Regions from separate parts of the Homo sapiens genome. Here region 1 is linked to region 2. A link is a contact called in ENCODE Hi-C or POLR2A ChIA-PET data. All regions are on one chromosome and are shown on one strand. Each heading gives the region's core, a stretch centred on a gene start or an enhancer-like site at or near the end of the contact. The rest is flanking DNA. Distances are from core to core; before and after follow the strand shown. Region 1 overlaps LOC124901411 (a long non-coding RNA gene). Region 2 has its middle 18 kb from the start of LINC03004.

Region 1 (5,977 bases), core at 2,950-5,449, 49 kb after region 2:
TTTATGAGTTTTTATCCTTATATTGTTATAAATGCTTTGTGTGTCTATGAACATACACTTAGGAAATATCTAAGTTTTCTTTTCTCTCTTACTTCCTTATGATGTAACATAAAGTGTATTGACTTTATACCAGGATTTAAGTATTATTAATATTAAATCAGTATTTAAGTTATAGAAAATCAGGAGAGTAAACTTTACTCAAGAGCTTTGCCTCTTCTTTTAGGGAAGGGATTTTTGGTTGTATACAGCATAGTTGTATCATGTTAGGTGGAATTATGACTCTGCTGTCTTTATTTATAGATTAAGTATGATGTAAAAAGATGTGTGTGGGTGCCAGATTAGCAAGGGGTGGACTTGTGATGGTGAATTTTTCAATTTGACTTGGCTAAGGGATGCTCAGATAGCTGGTAAAACATTTCTTCTGAATTTGTCTGGAGGGTGTTTTCAGATAAGATTAGTGCTTTAAATAGTAAACTGCATGACGAATATCTGCCCTCACCAATGTTGGCAGGCAACAGCCAATCTATTGAGGGCCTGAATAGAACAGAGGAAGAGAGAATCCATTCTTTCTGTATGAGCTGGGACATCCATCCTTTCCTGCCATTAGACATTGGAGTTTCTGATTCTCCAACATTGGGACTTGAACTGAATTATAGCACTGGCTTTCCTGGTTCTTCAGCTTACAGACAGCGGTTCTTGGTAACATCTTGTTCTCCATAATCACATGAGCTAATTCCCATAATTAATCTCCTGTTACATACATATATATCTTATTGGTTCTCTTTTTTTTTTAGATACCTGCTTAATACAAAGGGTTAGTGATTACATTGGGCTTTGAAATTCAATAGGCTGGATTTGAACTCTTGCTGGCTCCATCACTCACTAGCTGATTCCCATAGTTTTTTCAGCTATAAAATGGGGCTAATAATTGGCTGGTTGTGAGGATTAAATGAGCTAACACAAGGAGAGCCTTTGGAGTAGGCCTGGCACATTTAACTGCTCAATACATCTTAGTTTCAAACTACACAACAATCATCATGTCAATGAATCCAATGAACCCCTTGAGTTGCCCATGAGGCAACATCTAGGTCATTTTCTCACAGTTTGTTTTGTAGGAAAGGTCGTGACCTGTAAAATCTTTTGTAGCAAGGTTCTGCTTAGTCAGAACCTTCCTTAAGCATTGAATGGGCATTTATCCTCTGTTAAAATAAACATGCTATGAACCTAAAACTGCTATAGAAAATAAAATTTATTTAAAAAAGAAAAATAACACTGATGAATGATGAAAGCAGAAATATCCTTTCTTTTTCCTAAATTGCTCAGATAATTCTCTCAATCTTTGTATCGCATCAATGATTGGGTCCTGGCTAATCAATATATCAAGTTTAAAATAAGAAAGTAATAAGATGGAATGAAAAATAATTAATCTGGAAGTGAGCCTGGCCTCCTCCCTTTCTCCTGACTCCAAGGCAAAGCACTGATTGCTAGAACCACTTTCCCTCCTGGAGAAGACGGGGTGTCTCTGCCTGGGAGAGTGGGTGGATGGAGATGCATGGGAGAGTGTGGAATAGGCAGGTTGGGGGGCTGGGAGAGAAGAGCCACCTGAGGGTGGAAAGATTTGGTGCACTGAGAAGAGAGGCACGCAGAGCATGTGAGAGGGGCATTTCAAAGGAAAGGGAATTGCTGTAAGAGTAGCTGTGGGTATGTATTTTGATCCCTTTCACAGTTTTATTGTTTTGTTTTTTAAAAAACCCCACTGAAATAAAGGATTAATGTAACTTTCAAAAATTTATTTTGGTCATTGGTCTGTGATTCTGCAACTCTGTCAGCATCTCAGAAAAGTATAAGGCCAACTCAATTTGGCAAAGGATTCAGAAATATCCTTTTGAACTTGAAAATCCAAATGTGATAGTCTACAGATTCCCCAGTCCCAAAATATCAGAGTCTATTGTGTTTTAAAATGTGCATTCCATTCCTTTTGGAATGCCTCACTCACAGGCCAGAGCGCCTGCCCCATTTCCAGTCCCTTTCCAGCATCTCCCCAAAGTTCAGCTTCTGCCCTAGCATGAGCTCCTTTACTAAGACACAAATCTGATTGCATTATTCACCTGCCTTTGTTCACCACTGGCTTCCTCTCTCTAGCAGCATCCAGTTCATGCTTCTTAAATGATCCTGGCCCTCTACAGCCCCTCCTCCTAAATAAAACTCTCTACCCCACGGGAGCCCAGAACACTACAGCAGACCCCCAAACAAGCTCGCTGCTGTGCACACCCAAGCCTTCACAAAGGCTGCTGCTTTGAAACGTGCCGCCCACCCTTCCTGCCTACAGAATTTCTACGAGGACTCCCTTGAAAACCTCCTGGCTGCCTACCTGGCTGTCCCACCTCTGTCCAAAGAGAGGAAAGCTTTTCCTTTATGGCTTTCTCTGCCATGTGTAAATCCTGAATTTTGCTGTCAGCATTAATGTTTCTCCAGCAGGTCTGCAGTTCAAAGGACGTGAACTTGTCCTTTGTTCATGCTAGACACTCAGTGGTGGAGGGTAGATTAAATGAATGAATGTGCTCATCATCTCTGGGTTGTTTCATTGTGTTTGTTTGCTTGCTTTTTAAGGACACCTGGAGCATCTAATGACCATATTCCCATTGGTTTTAACCCAAAGAAGTTCAAAAGTAGCCCACAGGAACTTATTTTATTTTTCCTGTGATTTTTTTTTCCACTTTGAAAATCTATGTCTCTCATTAGCTGTTAAGTCTTTAGAGACATCTGAACACTTTCAATCTCATAATTGAAGACCATTTAATGCTATGAAGCCATATACCCACTGGGAGACCCTCTGGATTCATCTGAGCCATTCTAGAAGCCACAAAAATATTTTTCTATTTTCACGGGAACTTATGGGTGCCTTGTACATGGTAGACATTGACAAATATGGAACTGAACCAACGTCTTGAAGACAATATAATGTGGCAGAGAAAGGAAAGCACCTGCCCAGGAAGAAACCTCAAACCTTGCGGAATGTAATGATCTACCCTCTCCGCTGATGTTCTTGGGCTACTGAGCACAGCTGGAGGAAAGCCTCCTAGTGAATTGGTTGTTCCTCCTATGATCTCTTGGGCTTGGGCATCATCAGGCCCTCCCCACTCCTGAATTTCTCTAAGGAGCTGTTTTTCGATTTTCCACTTTCTTCAAACCATCCATCCTCTACTTTCCTAAGAGAAAACAGAAGCCATTTGATGAAAATTCTAGTAAATCCGCCACTAAAACTTTGAATATTTTTAAAGAATGCTTTCTATTACATACATTAGAAAACCTAACTCAGCTGACTGAATTAGTAAGCTAATTTTATCAGCTCACATCTCAACAAGTGTTGTAGCAGGGCCTGTGAGTTTGGTTTTTCAGCAGCTCAGTGATGTTGTCAAGGGCCCAGGGTTTTTTTCCATCTCTCTTCTGTACTATGTCAGCTTGTCGACAGGCACTACATCCCCATGCAGCAACCTTTAGTGGAAGAAAAATTGTTCCCAGAAACATTACCAAGCCCCATAGCAAATTTCCCTTCATACCTACTTGACCAGAACTAGATCGTACGCCCACCCCTAAATCAACCCCTGGCAAGAGGAATATTTCCATGTTTAGCTTCTTCTAGATTAAACCAAGCATCAAGTTCTCTTTCTTAAGAGGCTGAAAACTGAAAATTGGAGGATGGACTTACCCCCAAATCCATCCCTCCTTTCCTAACAGTTTCACTCACTGCTCTTTCCCTGCACATGGTGCAGAGCATGATTAATATGTGTTGAGTTGATAAGTGAAGCTTGGCTCCTTGTCTTGGCCCTGCCACTAACCAGCCATGTTAAAATACTGAATGAACTTCTTGGACCTCTGTTTCCTGTTCTGCAAAAGGAGGGATTTAGTATAGCTTAAGGCCAACTATCACTGGCTCCATCTCCACGACTTCCTAGTGAAGTGAACAAAAGGTTCCCATACCTTAGGAGTGCCCAGCCTGCCCAGAGAGTGGCTGTGACTCCTTGTGGAAATTGTCAGCAATGACAGCTGTTGATGACAAGAGGTGTAGTAGTCACCTTTGTCAAAGCCCAGTCATGGTTCAGCAGGCAGAAGTCTGCATGCCTTCAAACCAGCTTTAGTTTCAGCTCAAGGCAGCAAACAAGGCAATTTCTTCCTAGGAATGCTGCCTGGCCCTGTCCATCCTGCCCAGGGAAACTTTGCAGGCCTTGCCACTTCTCAGGGTGAGGCAGTTGAGAGTTTATCACCATAAGCCATTGTTTTCACAGCAGTGAGAGCTCTGGACTTTCCCAGGAATTCCACTGGAATGTAAACAGTCTTCAGATCCCAGGCAGAAACCAGCGGATATCCTGAGCTGTCCAAAGTCCCATGTTGGATCCCAAAGATTTGATTTCTTTTTTTTTTTAAATCTTAAAATGTATTTTTGCTCATTAGATACATTTCTTTTTCTATCTCTAAATATTTAACACCCCTGATATCAGTTAATATTAATGATCTGGAATGAAAGAATAAATCAACTGAATAATAATTCTGTAATGAAAGTGTCATGCAAACAAATCTCCATGTTTCTGAACTCTATAAACTGTTAGAAACACAAGCTCATCAAATGTCCACCTTTTCATTGTCTCAGCCTGGCATGGTGGCTCACGCCTGCAATCCCAGCACTTTGGGAGGCTGAGGCGGTGGATCACCTGAGATCGGGAGTTTGAGAGCAGCCTGACCAACATGGAGAAACCCGGTCTCTACTAAAAATACAAAATTAGCTGGACGTGGTGGCACATGCCTGTAATCTCAGCTACTCGGGAGGCTGAGGCAGGAGAATCACTTGAACCTGGGAGGCGGAGGTTGCAGTGAGCTGAGATCGCGCCATTGCACTCCAGCCTGGGCAACAAGAGCAAAACTGTCACAAAAAAAAAAAAAAAAAGAGAATTACAATTCTGAATTGTTGTTGTTGTTGTTGTTTAATGAAATACAAATTCCTCTCCTTCCTATGCCAAAGTGCTCGGCCATCCAGCACGGCCTTCAAGCAGGGGACTTCAGAAAGATAGTCCACAGGAAGCCTGGGACTAAAAACTTGATGTTATTCAACTTGTGTGTTGATGATGACTGTAGGGCTAATGTTTTTCTGATTCTGTCTCTTAGATTCTCTCTGGACTATTTCATGGCTCAGGAACCACATCCTCCTTCCCCACTTCCTGAGTGTATGGGATGGCCACATATACTGAAGCTCAATCTTATGAAAAGAGCATTTCAGAGGCAGGAGGATCTGGATTTGAATTCCGGCTTGATCCTGGGCTGAACAGGACCAGTTCTGCTTTCTGCCCTGGGGCAAGTTACCCAACATCGCTGAGCATCTGTTTCCTTCACTATAAAATGAGGATGATGATACCACGTGGGATTGTTGAGAAGATAAAAAGAGAAAGCACTTGAAAAGCTTCTAAACATGACCTCTCACAAAGCTGTTCAATAACTGTTAGCTCCCTTTTCTCCTCCTTGCAGCTGCTGTTTCCTGGAGTTGCAAACGTTTCTAGGTGAGCTCATGTGAGACCATCTGAAACATTCCAAGAAGTAGTCCAGATGTAAAGACAGCTTTATCTTTGGCCAGGTGCAGTCTTACTAGAATGGCCCATCCTGGTAGAGAATCATGTGGCCCCTTAGACAACTATGACACCAGGAATTGGATGAAACAAAGTTTCAGCTACAGGATGAGGATATATAGATAAATGTTGATGACATATTTCTTTCCTTTTTTGGTTTCCTTTTCCCTTGAAAATGCTTTCAGATCTCTGAGACATCCCGTTGTCATCTTCCTCTTTTAAAACCCTTCGTGTGCTCTTTTCTATGAAGGGCTGGTTGGCAGCTGATGAGGCCCCAGGCTGGAAGGAACTCACCGGCTCATGGCTCACCAACCCCTAACTACAGCTGGGCAGGCAAGGAGGGAGGCTGCAATTTCATTCAC
Region 2 (6,155 bases), core at 2,395-4,894:
ACTCACACTTCCCAGTCCCTGTTAGCTATCTTTCCACTCTCTACGTCCAAGCAATCAAAATTTTAGTTCCCACATCTAAGTGAGAACTTGTGATATTTGCCTTTTTGTGATTGGCTTAGTTCATTTAAGATGATGACCTCCAGTTCCATCCATGTTGACATGATTTCATTCTTTTTTATGGCTGAATAGTATTTCATTGTGTATATCCATATACCACATTTTCTTTGTCCATTTATCCATTGATTAACACTTAGGTTGATTCCATATCTTCGCTATTGTGAATAGTGCTGCAATAAACATGTGAGTGCAGGTATACCTTTGATATATTGATTTTTTTTTTCTTTTGAGTAGATACCCAATACTGGGATTGCTGGATTCAATGGTCATTCTAGTTTTCATTTTTTGAGAAATTGCCATACTGTTTCTCAGTAGGTGTACTAGTTTATTTACATTCCCACCTACACAGTGTACAAGACTTTCTTTTTCTCCACATCCTTACCTGAATTTGTTACTTTTTTTTTTTTTTTTTTTTTTTTTGAGACGGAGTCTCAATCTGTCACCCAGGCTGGAGTGCAGTGGCTTGATCTCGGCTCACTGCAACCTCCGCCTGCTGGGTTCAAGAGATTCTCCTGCCTCAGCATCCTGAGTAGCTGGGACTACAGGCGCTCGCCACCACGCCCAGCTAATTTTTTGTATTTTTAGTAGAGACGGGATTTCACCGTGTTAACCAGGATGGTTTCCATCTCCTGACTTTGTGATCCGCTCGCCTTGGCCTCCCAAAGTGCTGGGATTACAGGCGTGAACCACCGCGCCCGGCCTCTGTTACTTTTTGTCTTTTTAATAACAGCCATTTTGACCGGAGTAAGATAACATCTCATTGTGGCTTTGATGTGCATTTCTCTGACGATTAATGATGTTGAGCATTTCTTCATATGCCTTTTGGCCATTTGAAGCCTGTCTTCAAATTTGAAGCATTTGGCCATTTGAAGCATGTCTTCTTTTGAGAAATGTTCATTGTTTTACTTCGTCCACTTTTTAGTGGAATCATTTGTATTTCCTGTTGAGTTGTTTGGGTTCCTTGTTTATTCTGGACATTAGTGCCCTTTTGGATGAATAGTTTGCAACTATTTTCTCCTATTCAATGAGTTGTCTCTTCAACTGTTTACTGTTTCCTTTGCTGTGAAGAAGCTTTTAGGTTTAATATAGTCCCATTTGTATGTTTTTGTTTTTGTTGCTCATGCTTGAAATTTTAGTCATAAATTCTTTGCGTAGACCAATCCAGGAAAGTTTTCCTAAGGTTTCCATTGATGTGGAGTTGCGCGGACTGTTGGACCCCAGAGCAGGATGCAGTCTACTGGGAGTTGGGCTCCCAAAGCGGCACTGTGCTGCAGCTGCTTAGTGTGGACTCGGGGTGTGTGGGACCCAGCGGGAGCGCCCTCTTTGGAGCAATGCCATCGCACGGATTCCAGGCAGTTCCCTATGTTAGTCTCGGGGTCTCTGTGGGTCCAGGGGCTCTTCCGTGGCTAGGACTGCGGGAGTCCTCAGTGGGAATGTGGACCACTGGGGGTCAGTCACTTACCCTTCCCCTACTCTGGGGAGCCTGCCTGGGTTTTCAGCCAATCCCAGCCAAGTAGGCTACTTTGCTTCCCTCTCGTTTCTTGGCCTAGGTGTTTCCTGTCACTTTTCTGTTGAATTTTAGTGTTCTCTCTGAGGCAATCTATCCGAAGTATGGCTATCTCCTTGCTGTTTTGGTTCTTCTTTGTAAAGCGGGGTGAGTACTGAATGCCTCTAGTCAGCTGTCTTGAAGCTCCCTACATTGATCTTTTTTTTGTGTTGGGAACATTATCATTCTCTTCTAGCTATTTGGAAATATTTAATAAATTATTGCTGACTATAATTTTCTTCCTGTACTATTGAATACTAGAACTTATTTCTTTTATCTAACTGTATTTTTATACCCCTTAACCAACCTCTCTTTATTCCCTCCTCCCCTTCCCAGCCTCTGGTCACCACGATTCTACTTTCTACCTCCAGGAAATCCACTCTTTTAGCTCCTCCTTATGAGTAAGAACATGCAGTATTTGTCTTTCTGTGCCTGGCTTATTTCCATTAACATAATGACTTCCAGTTCCAGCCATGTTGCTACAAATAACAGGGTTTCTTTTTCTTATGTCTGAATAATATTCCATTGTGTGTGTGTGTGTGTGTGTGTGTGTGTGTGTCACACACAACATTTTCTTTATCTATTTATCCATTGATGGACATTTGGGTTGGTTCCATTCTTGGCTATTACAAATAATGCTTCAATAAACATGTGAGTGCAGATATTTCTTTAATGTACTTATATCCTTTCTTTCAGATATATACCCAGAAATAGGATTGCTAGATCATAGGGTAGTCCTATTTTTAGTTTTTTGAGGGACTTCCGTACTATTTTCCACAATGACTCTACTAATTTACATTCTCACAAACAGTGTACAAGCATTCCCCTTTCTCTGCATCTTCACCAGCATCTGTTGTTTTTGTCTTTTTGATAATAGCCATTCTAACAGGGGAAAGATGACTTTTCATCGTGGTTTGATTTGCATTTTCGTGATGATTAGTGATGTTGAGCATTTTTCAAAGACCCATTGCTCATGTCATGTGTATGTCTTCTTTCGGGAAACATCTATTCAGATCTTTTTGACCATTTTTAAATTGCATTATTGTTTTATTGCAATTGAGTTGTTTGAGTTGTAGTGTGTAGTGGTGATGAGTGAGGTCTTTGCAGTCCTGGACTTGGGGCCCGTTAGTCCAGAGGTCTGCCCCTAATTTGGCCACTTAGTTATTTCAGGTCTGGACAAGGAACGAAACCTGCTCCCATTTCCTCACTTGCAAAGTGAGAATAATATTAACGTTTACCTCACAAGGGGCAGTTGTGAGGATCAGATGAGATAATCCCTGCAAAATATATGATATGGTACCTAGGATGTAGCGCTATACCCAGCACATAACAAGTACTTAAAACTGTGGGCTATCATGTCTGAAGTGAAGCAGGAAAATTTGTAAAATCCCTTTTACAACCTCCAGAAAGAATATAAGAAGGAAAAAGAAAGACATTAGGAAGTGGGAAGAAGAGGGAGAGAAAAATGAGGAAGAAAAAATGATGGAATATTGTGTCACATTCCTTAAAAGATTCTGGCAGCAGAAATTTTTCAGGACACACACATTAAAGGAAAATACATCCCATTGAAACCACCCATTCACAGGGCTGAAAAAGAGCAAGTAGAAACCCTTCAAGTTTGACCTTTGAGCCACTGGAGAGAAACTGAGAAGGCTCTGCAGTCTGTATGTGTGCTGTGCTGCGACACGGACAGGACATGCCATCCTTCAAAAGGCAGTAAGGGCAGGACAGTGGGAGGTAAGAGTGAAGACTCCCACCTACTAACTGTGCAACCCAGGGCAGTGCCCTTAACCTTTGTGTGATCCAGTCTCATCCTATGTAAGATGGGATAGTAGCATCACTTTTTTTCCATAAGGTTACTGTGGTGGTCACATGATTTAATACATGCAGAAGGCTTAGAATGTTCCTGACACATAGTAAGTGCTCTACCATCGTGTTACTGTTGTTAAAGTTATTGGCGTGAGTAAAGGGTGACTGTGAGACCTGAAGTGAGTCACAGAGCTGTAGAGAGAGAACTGGAACGATTTGAAAGTCAAAGTATGTCTTTCTCTTTCTAAAAGTGTTTCTCTCTCTACACATGGATACCTGTCTTTCTATCTATAGAAGTGAGCATATATCTCTATCTATCCATCTATGTTGATGTATCTGTTTGTCTGTCTCTCTGTCTACTGAGAGATGTTACTTCTTTAGTGGTAACGTTGCCACCTAAGGACAAACAGGGGAGCACCTACAGGAAGGAGGAAGAAGAGGAGGAGGTAGAGGGGAATAAGAAATTGGATTTATTTTTCTTGCTGCAGTAAGGGAAAATACATGCCAAAGGACCAACGGAGTATCTCTGCAAGAGGGAGTTTGGGAATTCTGAGGAGGGATCCTGGAAGAGGGGGCTCCTCAGAGGTGGTCCAGAAGGTGGTCATTTCAGCTGTCTCCGTGATCTTAGTTCAGCAGTCAGGAGGAACAAAGTGGAGAATCATTGGTTAGAAAGTGGCCAGCACCTGGAAGATAACAGTGATGGTTTTTGCAGCTGTGGTATGGCCTCTGAGAAACACTGTGTACTTGGGTCTTTTCCATGTCCCATTGGAAGTGCTGCTTATGTTCTGTTAGAAACATCACGGAAAGACTGCTGATGGGGCTATTTACTTTCTCATTAAGGGAATTGTGTGTGTGTGTGTGTGTGTGTGTGTGTGTGTGTGTGTGTGTGATTCCACCTAAAAATAGGGGCCACATAAAGTTTTTACACCTGCTAAGCTAAACAATTCATATACTTTAGCTGCCAGGCAATTCTCTCAGCAAGATAAGATTGTTTTCGTTCCACAGATATAAAGTGCAAAGTTCAAGAACACACAGCTAATAAGCAGTTTGCCCTGATTCTAAACCAGAAAGGCCACATTCTCCCCTCTTCACTCTAGTTTGGCCTCTGCCAAGGTGTCTCCTTGGCCCAAGCTCAGTCACCTTTTTTTTTTTTTTTTTTTTTTTTTTTTTTTTTTTTTTTTTTATTGAGACAGGGTCTTACTCTGTCATCCAGGCTGAAGTGCAGTGGTGTGATCTAGGCTTATTGCAACCTTTGCCTCCCAGGCTCAAGCGATCCTCCCATCCCAGCCTCCCAAGCAGCTGAGACTGCCTCTGAGTGCCACCATGCCTGGCAAATTTTTGTATTTTTTGTAGAAATGGGGTTTTGCCATGTTGCCCAGGCTGGTCTTGAATTCCTAGGCTCAAGCAATCCAACCCACCTCGGCCTTCAGTCAATTTCATAGGGCTCCTTTGTGGTTATTAAACTATTCTAATAACTGCTCTCACTCTTGTGCTCTCTCTCTCTGTTCTCCCACCTTTCACATGTTTTAATAATGTGTACTCACTGGGACTGTACTCTAATATTTTTTAAAACTTGAAAAAAATTGCCATTTAAAAGTTATAAACCATTTCTGCCTGAGTTGAATTTACTTCCAGGGCAGACTCTCCCTTACCCCTTTTCATTTCCCCAAGATAGCCTCACAGCATAGATAAGTAAAAGTTCACCCACTGGGTATGAGTATGGGAACTGAAATGATCGCTAACCTGAACACAGGTGCCTTTGGGAAGTTACACTTCCTTACTGATGTCTCTGAGATGCCTGCCTGCCAGCCTCGGTGTTAAGCATTTTACATGTATTATATATTACTATCCTCATAGGTAACCTGTGATGTTGGAATTATTATTAATCTAAATGTACAGATAAGAAAAGGGAGAAAACAGCAGTTGACTGACTTGCTCAAGGTCACTCAGTAACAAAGAATGGAAGGAGGATTCAAACTCAGAGCCTCTTGATGCCTATCTATCTATCTATCTATACATATATATATATACACATATATATATGCACACAAACACATATACATAACTTAGTATATGTTATAATATATAGATATATATTATACCTATTATCTATCTCTCTACCTATGTGTGTTTACATATGCATATATACACGTGTATATATACACATATATAATTTAGTATATGTAATATATAGATTATATATTCTATCTATGTGTGTATACATAGGTATATATACATATATAACTTAGTACATATTCTAGTATAATATATAGATATATATTCTATCTACCTATCTAGGTGTGTATACATAAGTGTATATATACATGTGTATATATACACATATATAACAGTATATATAATTTATAGATTATATATTCTATCTATCTATCTATCTATCTATCTATCTATCTATCTATCTACCTGTCTATCTATCATCTCTGTCTCTCTCTCTCTATCCATCTATCTTTTAGCAGAATTTTGTCTCTGCAAAGTTCAGGATCAGCAATAGAGACCCTTAAGCTAACATGAAATATGTACAAGGCTGATGGCCACTTTACCCTGCAGGATGAGAGAGTGAAAAGGAGCTGGCCTTTTCAAAACGGCAGGAGAATAGCCTGAGGCTGGCTAATTTCGGCAATCAAGCTGGTGGCAGTTTATCTATAAACATGAGGCTATGAGGCCA

What was found. Hi-C counts contacts between places; a loop is a spot of excess contacts on that map. ChIA-PET counts read pairs that join two places held with the same protein, here RNA polymerase II (POLR2A). Pooled maps may share reads with other maps.
Region 1: a loop to region 2 is called in a map of Caco-2, with 7 times the contacts of the local background. The contact joins two enhancer-like sites. A Hi-C loop is called at or near these places in 4 of 168 maps with a recorded cell type or tissue (Caco-2, PC-9, astrocyte of the cerebellum and 1 more), 2 of 37 single-sample maps with no recorded cell type and 9 of 50 pooled maps. POLR2A ChIA-PET finds 5 or more read pairs at or near these places in 15 of 52 experiments (Caco-2, GM12878, H1 and 9 more).

Annotation. Positions count from the first base shown.
Region 1 is chr6:137,693,517-137,699,493 of GRCh38, forward strand. LOC124901411 (a long non-coding RNA gene) reads left to right here. Exons shown (of 2, transcript XR_007059789.1): 2 at 5,161-5,977. Among named protein-coding and RNA genes, the nearest start is that of LINC03004, 31 kb to the left of the region's middle. RefSeq lists enhancers at 2,371-2,540, 5,718-5,977, 5,728-5,857. Within about 2 kb of position 4,200, at least 6 of the 41 ENCODE cell types and tissues checked have a DNase peak (open chromatin) inside an H3K27ac peak, as active enhancers do; they include PC-9, where a contact is called at or near this core.
Region 2 is chr6:137,644,592-137,650,746 of GRCh38, forward strand. No RefSeq gene overlaps it. Among named protein-coding and RNA genes, the nearest start is that of LINC03004, 18 kb to the right of the region's middle. RefSeq lists silencers at 3,522-3,571, 3,592-3,681 and an enhancer at 6,135-6,155. Within about 2 kb of position 3,645, at least 3 of the 41 ENCODE cell types and tissues checked have a DNase peak (open chromatin) inside an H3K27ac peak, as active enhancers do; they include PC-9, where a contact is called at or near this core.